3 separate regions of the Mus musculus genome follow, and regions 2 and 3 are each linked to region 1. A link is a loop called in an ENCODE intact Hi-C map of the cell type or tissue named here. Cell type or tissue: left cerebral cortex. All regions are shown on one strand.

What was found. Peaks named below come from ENCODE experiments on the same cell type or tissue, not always from the same donor. Only the 100,000 strongest peaks of a DNase experiment are listed, where the experiment ranks them.
Region 2: a loop joins it to region 1, with 2.6 times the contacts of the local background. A loop is called at or near these places in 2 of 42 quality-filtered maps.
Region 3: it touches region 1 in a loop (2.6-fold over the local background); 2 of 42 quality-filtered maps call a loop at or near these places.

What each region holds. Positions count from the first base shown.
Region 1 is chr14:116,542,752-116,545,251 of GRCm38, reverse strand. No RefSeq gene overlaps it. Among named protein-coding and RNA genes, the nearest start is that of Gm52093, 340 kb to the left of the region's middle. In left cerebral cortex, no CTCF peak of the experiment used is centred here; a DNase peak (open chromatin) is centred at 1,339.
Region 2 is chr14:115,842,587-115,845,086 of GRCm38, reverse strand. The region is part of intron 7 of Gpc5 (glypican 5); the gene reads right to left. Among named protein-coding and RNA genes, the nearest start is that of 4930505G20Rik, 430 kb to the right of the region's middle. In left cerebral cortex, no CTCF peak of the experiment used is centred here; DNase peaks (open chromatin) are centred at 835 and 1,076.
Region 3 is chr14:115,830,520-115,833,019 of GRCm38, reverse strand. The region is part of intron 7 of Gpc5 (glypican 5); the gene reads right to left. Among named protein-coding and RNA genes, the nearest start is that of 4930505G20Rik, 420 kb to the right of the region's middle. In left cerebral cortex, a CTCF peak has its summit at 1,488 (motif pointing left); DNase peaks (open chromatin) are centred at 920 and 1,484.

The sequences.
Region 1 (2,500 bases):
GTAGCCGAGTAACTGTAGCACTCTGATTTCTCAAGAGCACCGCCATTTCCCATTCTAAGTGTAAGAAGTTGATGACTCTAATTTTTCACCATGCTTGCCAACATTTGTTGTTTTTACCCTTTCCGTGAGTAATGTGGTGTCTGACTCTTTCCCTAACGTCTCACAGTGGATGCTGCTGTTTTCTGTGCCGTTCGCATGCATCCTTTGGAGAAAATTATGCAGATTATTTGTCCATATCATATTTGTTTACATATGCCTTATTGATATATAAGAGAAAATGGTCTAAATGCACATCTTTCATTAAATATGCTAATACCAAATTTTCATCAGTTTACTATCTCTATGTTGTCTTTAATTAGTTAATTTACATCCCAATTGCTGCCCCCTCTCCCAGTGCCCCCTTCTAGAGCTTCTCCCCATCTCCCTTCTCTTTGGCTCTGAGAGGGTGGAGCCCCCCCTGGGGAGGATTAGGTTCATCATCTCCCACGGAGGCCAGACAAGGTAGCCCTCTGTTGCACATGGGGCAGGGGTCTCCTTACCTTTGAATGACAAAATTGTTGTCTTCTAGTAAAATCCTTTTAATCATTCATGTTTTTATCTCATGCTTTTGGTTTGGTGCAAGAAACCATTACTGAAAGATGAAAGTTTATGAAGGCTTCATATTCTTTCCTATGAAAATTTTATAGTTAAACCTATTATGTTTAGGCCCACGATCTATTTTCAGTTGATTTTTGCAAGTGGTGTGAGTAAGGAATCCTTTTCTTGTCTGAGAACTCAAATCTATTGATGGTGGACCTGCGTTATTTGTTACTTTATTCTATTTTTAAAAAGTTAAATAAAATGTTTTGGTCATGTTTTCTCCTCTCCCAACACATCTCAGATCCTCTCCATCTCCCTACACTCCCAACTTTATGGTCTTTCTCTTTCTTTCTTAAAAATTGAGTACACAAGCACCCCAGAAACTGAAAATCAAAACAATCAAAAGACCGATAAGAACACACACACACACACACAAGAGACAGAGAGAGAGAGGGAGAGAGAGAGAGAGAGAGAGAGAGAGAGAGAGAGAGAGAGAGAGAGTGACTATTCCTGGGAATGGTGATGGTGCCTGCCCTGGAGTGTGGTTGATATGTCCAGTTACATGCCATTGGAGAGAACTGGTTTTCCCTTAGTAGGCAATGATCAATTGCAAATTGTTTTACACTGATGGTTGAGACCCTGTAGCCATTTCTCCTTTGCTGGGGCCCCATCTGTCATGCATTCTTACACCAACAGAGCAGTGTCTTCATTTGCCTGTGCTGTAAATCTTAAAGTCAAGTAGAGAGAATCTTCCAAATTTGTTCTCTTTTTAAGACTGTTTGTTTATTCTGAGTCACTTGTATTTGCATATGAATTTTAGGACTCTCTTGTTATTTTCTCCAAAAATGCCAGCTGGGATTTTGATAGAGAATAAATTGGATATGTAGATGAATTCAAAGATGATTGCCATTTAAGCATCATTAACTCTTCTGATGCAGAGTTGTGAAATTTCTTTTCTTTTATTTAGGTTGTCTTTACTTTTTAAAATACTGTTGTATATTTAAGGTTTTTTTATGTGGGAGTTTTGGTCTTTTATTAAACTTATTATATTCTTTCTGATGTTTTGTAAATGAGTTTTTATTTTCTTAATTTCCCCTCTGCATGGTCCATTGCTAGTTTATGAGCTTATAATTGTCTTTTATTCTTAAACAGAGATCTAATTTTAGAAAACTTTCTGTTGATTCTTTTTGAGTTTCACATCCTGCACCCGGATTCTGTTCTTCTCCTCATTGCCTCATATTCTCCCTTTCCCCTAAAAATCTCCCCCCAAAGTAAACAACACACAAGCAAGTAGACAGCAACAAGTACAAAAGCATAGAACACATCTCACAGTAGAAGCTGTCGCATGCTGCAGGGGGCCCTACAGTCTATCCCTCTGGCCACACATTTCCACCTATAAATGCTCATTGCACTGAGTCACTGCTCTTGTTCCTGTTCTCTGGATTCTGTAACACCATCAATGTTGGATCTTCATCAGAACTCCTCCAAGTTATTCTGTTGTGGCCCTGTGTCATGGAGTTCCTGAAACTTGGGAACAGCTGGACCGGCATTTTCCTGGGTCCCAACCATTCACAAATGATATCGTTTTGGGGTGGGCCAACTAAGAGCCCTAAATCTGGGCCTAGGTGATAGCAGATCTGGTCGTCCTACCTGCTCTTCCTTATCCTAATCACCAGAGTGAGTGAGCTCTTCAGCACAGTTCTGGCTAGGCCACCCAGTGTCACCATCAGCAGGAACAAGGTCAGCTCTCCTGCCCACAGGGCCAGCTCACCTACACACAATGCCTTCAGAGTCAGCCTCACTGTGCTACCCAGGCAAGGAGCAGTGTCTACTCTCAGGGTTGCAGGGATGAGGGACTGGACTAGCTCTCCTGCTCTTACTTCCTTGGGGATGGCTCACCAGTGCCTTCTTCACTATTGGA
Region 2 (2,500 bases), 700 kb after region 1:
AGTATAAAGTTCATGAATAATCTAAATTATGCAAATTCAACAGCATTAGTATTCATTGGAATTTAGAGATGGCCATGCCATGCCTGAGGAAACTGAAGACAAATGAATGGGAAAGTAGACAGCTCTAGTCATTGGGTGGTATAGCTGCTTGGACATGTGCACATGTGCGAGCATGTCCATTCATGTCAATGTGTGTAAACTTTATTTACTCTCTCTTCATTCTGGGAAAGGGATTCTTTCTAATTTCTGCTTGAGACACTTCTTGCACTCTGAAAAGTTAAGAGTGGAGCCAGCAGCATTATCTTTCATGAAGTCAGAGTGATGATTACAGATGTTGTTTTCTCAATGCCACCTCACCAAGGGTAGTCCAATCATCACAATAGAATCATCTTGCTATAATGACTAATATAGTTATTAATACTACTAGTAACTACTGCTTGATCTTCAGCATTAGAAACTTCTTCCAGAATCTTCCAAAATAATGGTGAAAAGGGAACAACTTCTTCTTGTACTTCTTGTTCTCATTCTTGTTCTTGTTCTTCTTGTTCTCGTCCTCATCTTCTTCCTCTTCCTCTTTCTCCTCCTTCTCCTTCTCCTTTTCCCTCTCCCTCTTCTGCTCCTCCTCCTTCTCCTTCTCCTCCTTTTCCCTCTCCCACTCCCTCTCCCCCTCCTTCTTCCCCTTCTTCTCCTTTTTCCCCTTCTGCTCCTTCTTCCCCTTCTTCTCCTTCTCCTTCTTCTTCATTTCTGCTGAGAGACTTGTAAGAATCAAAGCACAACCTGGGCTATTTTAGGATGGCACAGTGGGAAACGAAGGGGGCAGGTGGATCTCAACATTTTAACTTTCTGGTTCCATGTTCAGAAAGCTTTCTACAGTGTTTCTGAGTCAACTTACCTACTTTATATAAACAAGATTCATGTCTGAATTGAGTTTTCATGTTCAGATCCAAAATAGCTCCAGATAATATAGTTATTTTTAAAAGTGAAGATTAAAACATTCTATGTGAAATTTATCCCTGTCAAGGAAGAAGGAATTTTATAGTCCATTCACGTGGACTTGCATTGGGATGAACATTTCTTTCTACTCTTTCAGTTAGAGCTCATGTCCTAACAGCAGATGTGTAGGCACAGTTTTATTTGGTACTTGAGAAAAGGGAAATGTACGAGAAAGAGAATTCAGACAGCAACAAAATCATTTAGCCATCCTGTATGTATATGTTTTTATGTAATCAAAAGAAAATTTAGTCAAACATAATTCATTACAGCTTCTAAAGTACATTTTGTCAGTGATAACAGACCAAACAAAGACCGAGGCAAGACTAGATTCTTTCCATCTTAGTATAGTCACAGAAATCAAATAATTCTTAGCAGGTTCTGAACATGTGTGTGTGTGTGTGTGTGTGTGTGTGTGTGTGTGCATCTCTGGTGTATGTGATTATGCATGTGTGGATCTGTATGTGTCTATCTGTATTTATCTGTATGTTTGTTTGTATGTGTGTCTGTGTATTTATGTATGTAGTATATGTTAGGTTTTATCTTTTATCTATTCCTTCCAAAGAATTTGGCACATAATGATATTATATACTATTCTACAGGATATTTTGTGGCTTTAAAATATAAAATTGACACATACAGTATTAACATTTGTGCCTGAATTTTTAAAAAAATCTTCAAAGTTTCTCTGATAAAATTTGCCAAATGTATGAATCTTTTGGGCATATATAGATTCCCAGGGTAAGTCCAATATTAATATTGTTAGCAGAATTGGACTTTTGAGTTTTTAATATTTATGTAAAAAATAGTCAATCTCATGAAAATTATGAAAATGATAAATATTCTCTTTGAAATTCTAGTTGTGCTGGAAAGATAATATTTCATTTCTATTGAACATTTAAAATCACAGTAAAGCCAAGGTATATAATTTTTGATGATATAAAATTTTTCATTATTCATTTTTTATTTCTAACATTAAAAATTAACCATATTATGTCATTAAGACACTTATTGCATGGAAATAAATGACGTCACTGATTAGTTTAATATGTATTTCATCTTAAAGGGGGGTTGGAATGTAAATGTTTTATATTTTATTTATATTTTCTTGAGTAGAAGGAAGCTAGGCATTGCAGATTTTAGAGGTCCAGACAAAAGTCTGTCCAGTGAAATGGGAAATGAACCTTTCCAATGCTATTTCCTTCTCTGTGATGGCTGACCATCTCTTCACTTGTCACAGAAGCTTCAGCACATGTGGCAATAGAAATTCCTGTCCACCAGGGCCTGATTCTCTAGCCACAGGGTTCCTCAGAGTACCACAGAGTGCCACAGAGTATGGAGCTCTCTTTAACATGATGGCTGGCATGAAGATATTTTCTATAGAAAAGAGTTAGACATGTTTTTGACAGTATCTAAGATGCTAAACACTTTTCAATAATGAACTGCATACTTTAAATCAACTGAAGACCATATGTGTCATTCACTAGATCTCCAAGTCCTATGGTATCCC
Region 3 (2,500 bases), 710 kb after region 1:
CCCCATCCCATAGCTTAAGCTGCCCCACCCCACAGTTTAGGCTGCCCCACCCCTCAGCTATGTTGGCCCCACCTCTCAACTGGATCTCACAGTGCCCTAAGATACTGAGCTTCTCTGTGGCTAAATTGTGACCCCTGGATCCACCTATCAAAATAACCTAGTATTAGAGGGAGTGGTTGCCTGTGACCTCTATTCTATAACAGTATACAAAGTGCTTGGCTGTCAAGGAGTGAAGACTCTGCCAACTCCACCCCTGCTGACACAGCAAACAGAAGTTACTATAAAGTGTCCACTATGCCATTCCCTCCACGCTCAAATTAAGAATGAAAATAAGTGTGCACAGTCATGATTTTAATTGTTTAATTCAGAAAAAGTATATGTAAATATTTACAAATCAATCCTTCTTAGCCTACATATCAAAAATAAAGTGTTAAAGCAGTAGACATATGATTAGGGACTAGTCCATGAGTGAAATGGGGAATAATGCCTTTTAATCTTATACACAGGATCTCAGAGAAAGTGGAGGGGCCAGGCTATGCACATTCTGAACAATGGCTTCCTCTCTCCTCATTGTCTTGACTCTTTTCAAAGCTGTCATCTGTTTACTCTATTCCTACTCTCATCCTAACAACCAATGAGGAGAGGGCTTGTTCAGAGGTGTGCCCCCACTCAAGCATGCTGCTCCTAAATTATCCAGGTACAAACGAAAAAATCAACTTGTTGATGCTATATGTTTATTAGTCATCGTAAAAGTCCTGCTCTCTCAAGGACGAGCTATTGGAGACAATGACTGATTGATGCGTCTGATTTCACAAGACTGAGCATGTGAGTGTGTGTGTATGGGGGGGAAGTGATGGGGTGGATAGTGAAGGGGGTGTTGTGGCAGACTCTTACGAATGAATGGGGTTAGCTGTGTGGTGAGAAACACAGGGAACTCCTGTACATGGGAAGAGGAGGCTGAGGACCAAGAACTCAGTATATCGTTCTTTGCTATACAGTGACTTCTAGGCGAGTCTGGGCCACGTGGGACCATGTTCCAATACAACAAACAAACAAACTGCACAAAGAGCCAAAATACTTTAGTAGAATTCTCATTATAAAGTAATTAAATACACACGAGACGCATATTTGTGGTTAAAAAAGAGAAAATAAATCTTGAGAGTAAAGAAAATTTTATTTCGTCTCTCATCATAAGGTGCTGCATATGAGTATTTAAGTCTGAGAACGGAGGGAACAATGATGGAAGAAATTAATAGCTTCTAAATGAGGCAACTTCCTTTTATTCTCAACAGCTGCTCATTTTTACTTATTGTGCACATCTTTACCCAAAATGACAAAAGTAAAATTATTCTTTAGGAAGTTAATCACACGTGTCTCATTATTTCAAATAAAATGTTCTAAAAGCCCAGAGTCTTTGTACTTGGGGACTCATCTCTGCAAAGCACTCCTTGAATAACGTCAGCGAGGACTATGGCGCCACCTGGTGGTACGAAGCAGTATCGCTTTTAATCGTCAGGAGCATTTTTCTAGCTCATTGGGATCCTGATGAGGAATTGTAAAGAAACACTGGGTATTCTTAAACATATATTAACTTTATACTACTACATACATACTTTGTTCAGTTTTAATCCATTCACAACATTGCATAATGCCAAATTAATACAAAGTATTAGTGAGTGGAGAGTAATATTGCATTAACCTCACATTTTATTGTTTTAATTGATTTTTATCTTTTTTTTTTTTTTACTGTCCAGTTACTACTGACACTATAATATGCTTAAAGATAGGAGCTTTGCATGGCTGCCCTCTGAGAGACCCAACAAGCAGCTGAAGTTAGACATAGACTTATACCCAACCAATGGTCAGAAGCCCGGGATCCCTGTGGTTGAATTAGGGAAAGGCTGGGAGGAGCTGAGGAGGAGGGGGTAACTCCATAGGAAGACCCAAGTCTCAATAAAGTCACATTTAAAATTCCTAGGTTAATTGTAATTGATTTTAAATTTGTACTGCTTTCAAGAGAAAAAAAAAAGTTACAATCTAGGGTATGGCATTGTAAGATGTGTGTGTGTGTGTGTGTGTGTGTGTGTGTGTGTGTGTGTGTGTGTACTTGGGCATGCCTTCCTTTGGAGTCTGACCTGTGGACGGACATGGGGATTGCACTGAGGGTTTTCATACATGTTGACTAGGATTTTAAAGTACACATGGTGGGGGGGGGGGGGAACCAGGGCTCCAGCTGGATATGTAGCAGAGGATAGCCTTGTCAGGCATCAATGGGAGGGGAGCCCCTTGGTCCTGTGGAGGCTCGATGACTCAGCGATGACTCAGCGTAAGGGAATGCAAGGGCACTGAGGCAGGAGTGGATGGATGGGTGAGTGAGCACTCTCATAGAGGCAGGGGGTACACAGGAGGGGATAAGGGGTTTGTGGAGGGGAAACTGGGAAGGAGGATAACGTTTGAAATGTAAATAAATAAAAAACCAATAAATATATTTAAAAGAATT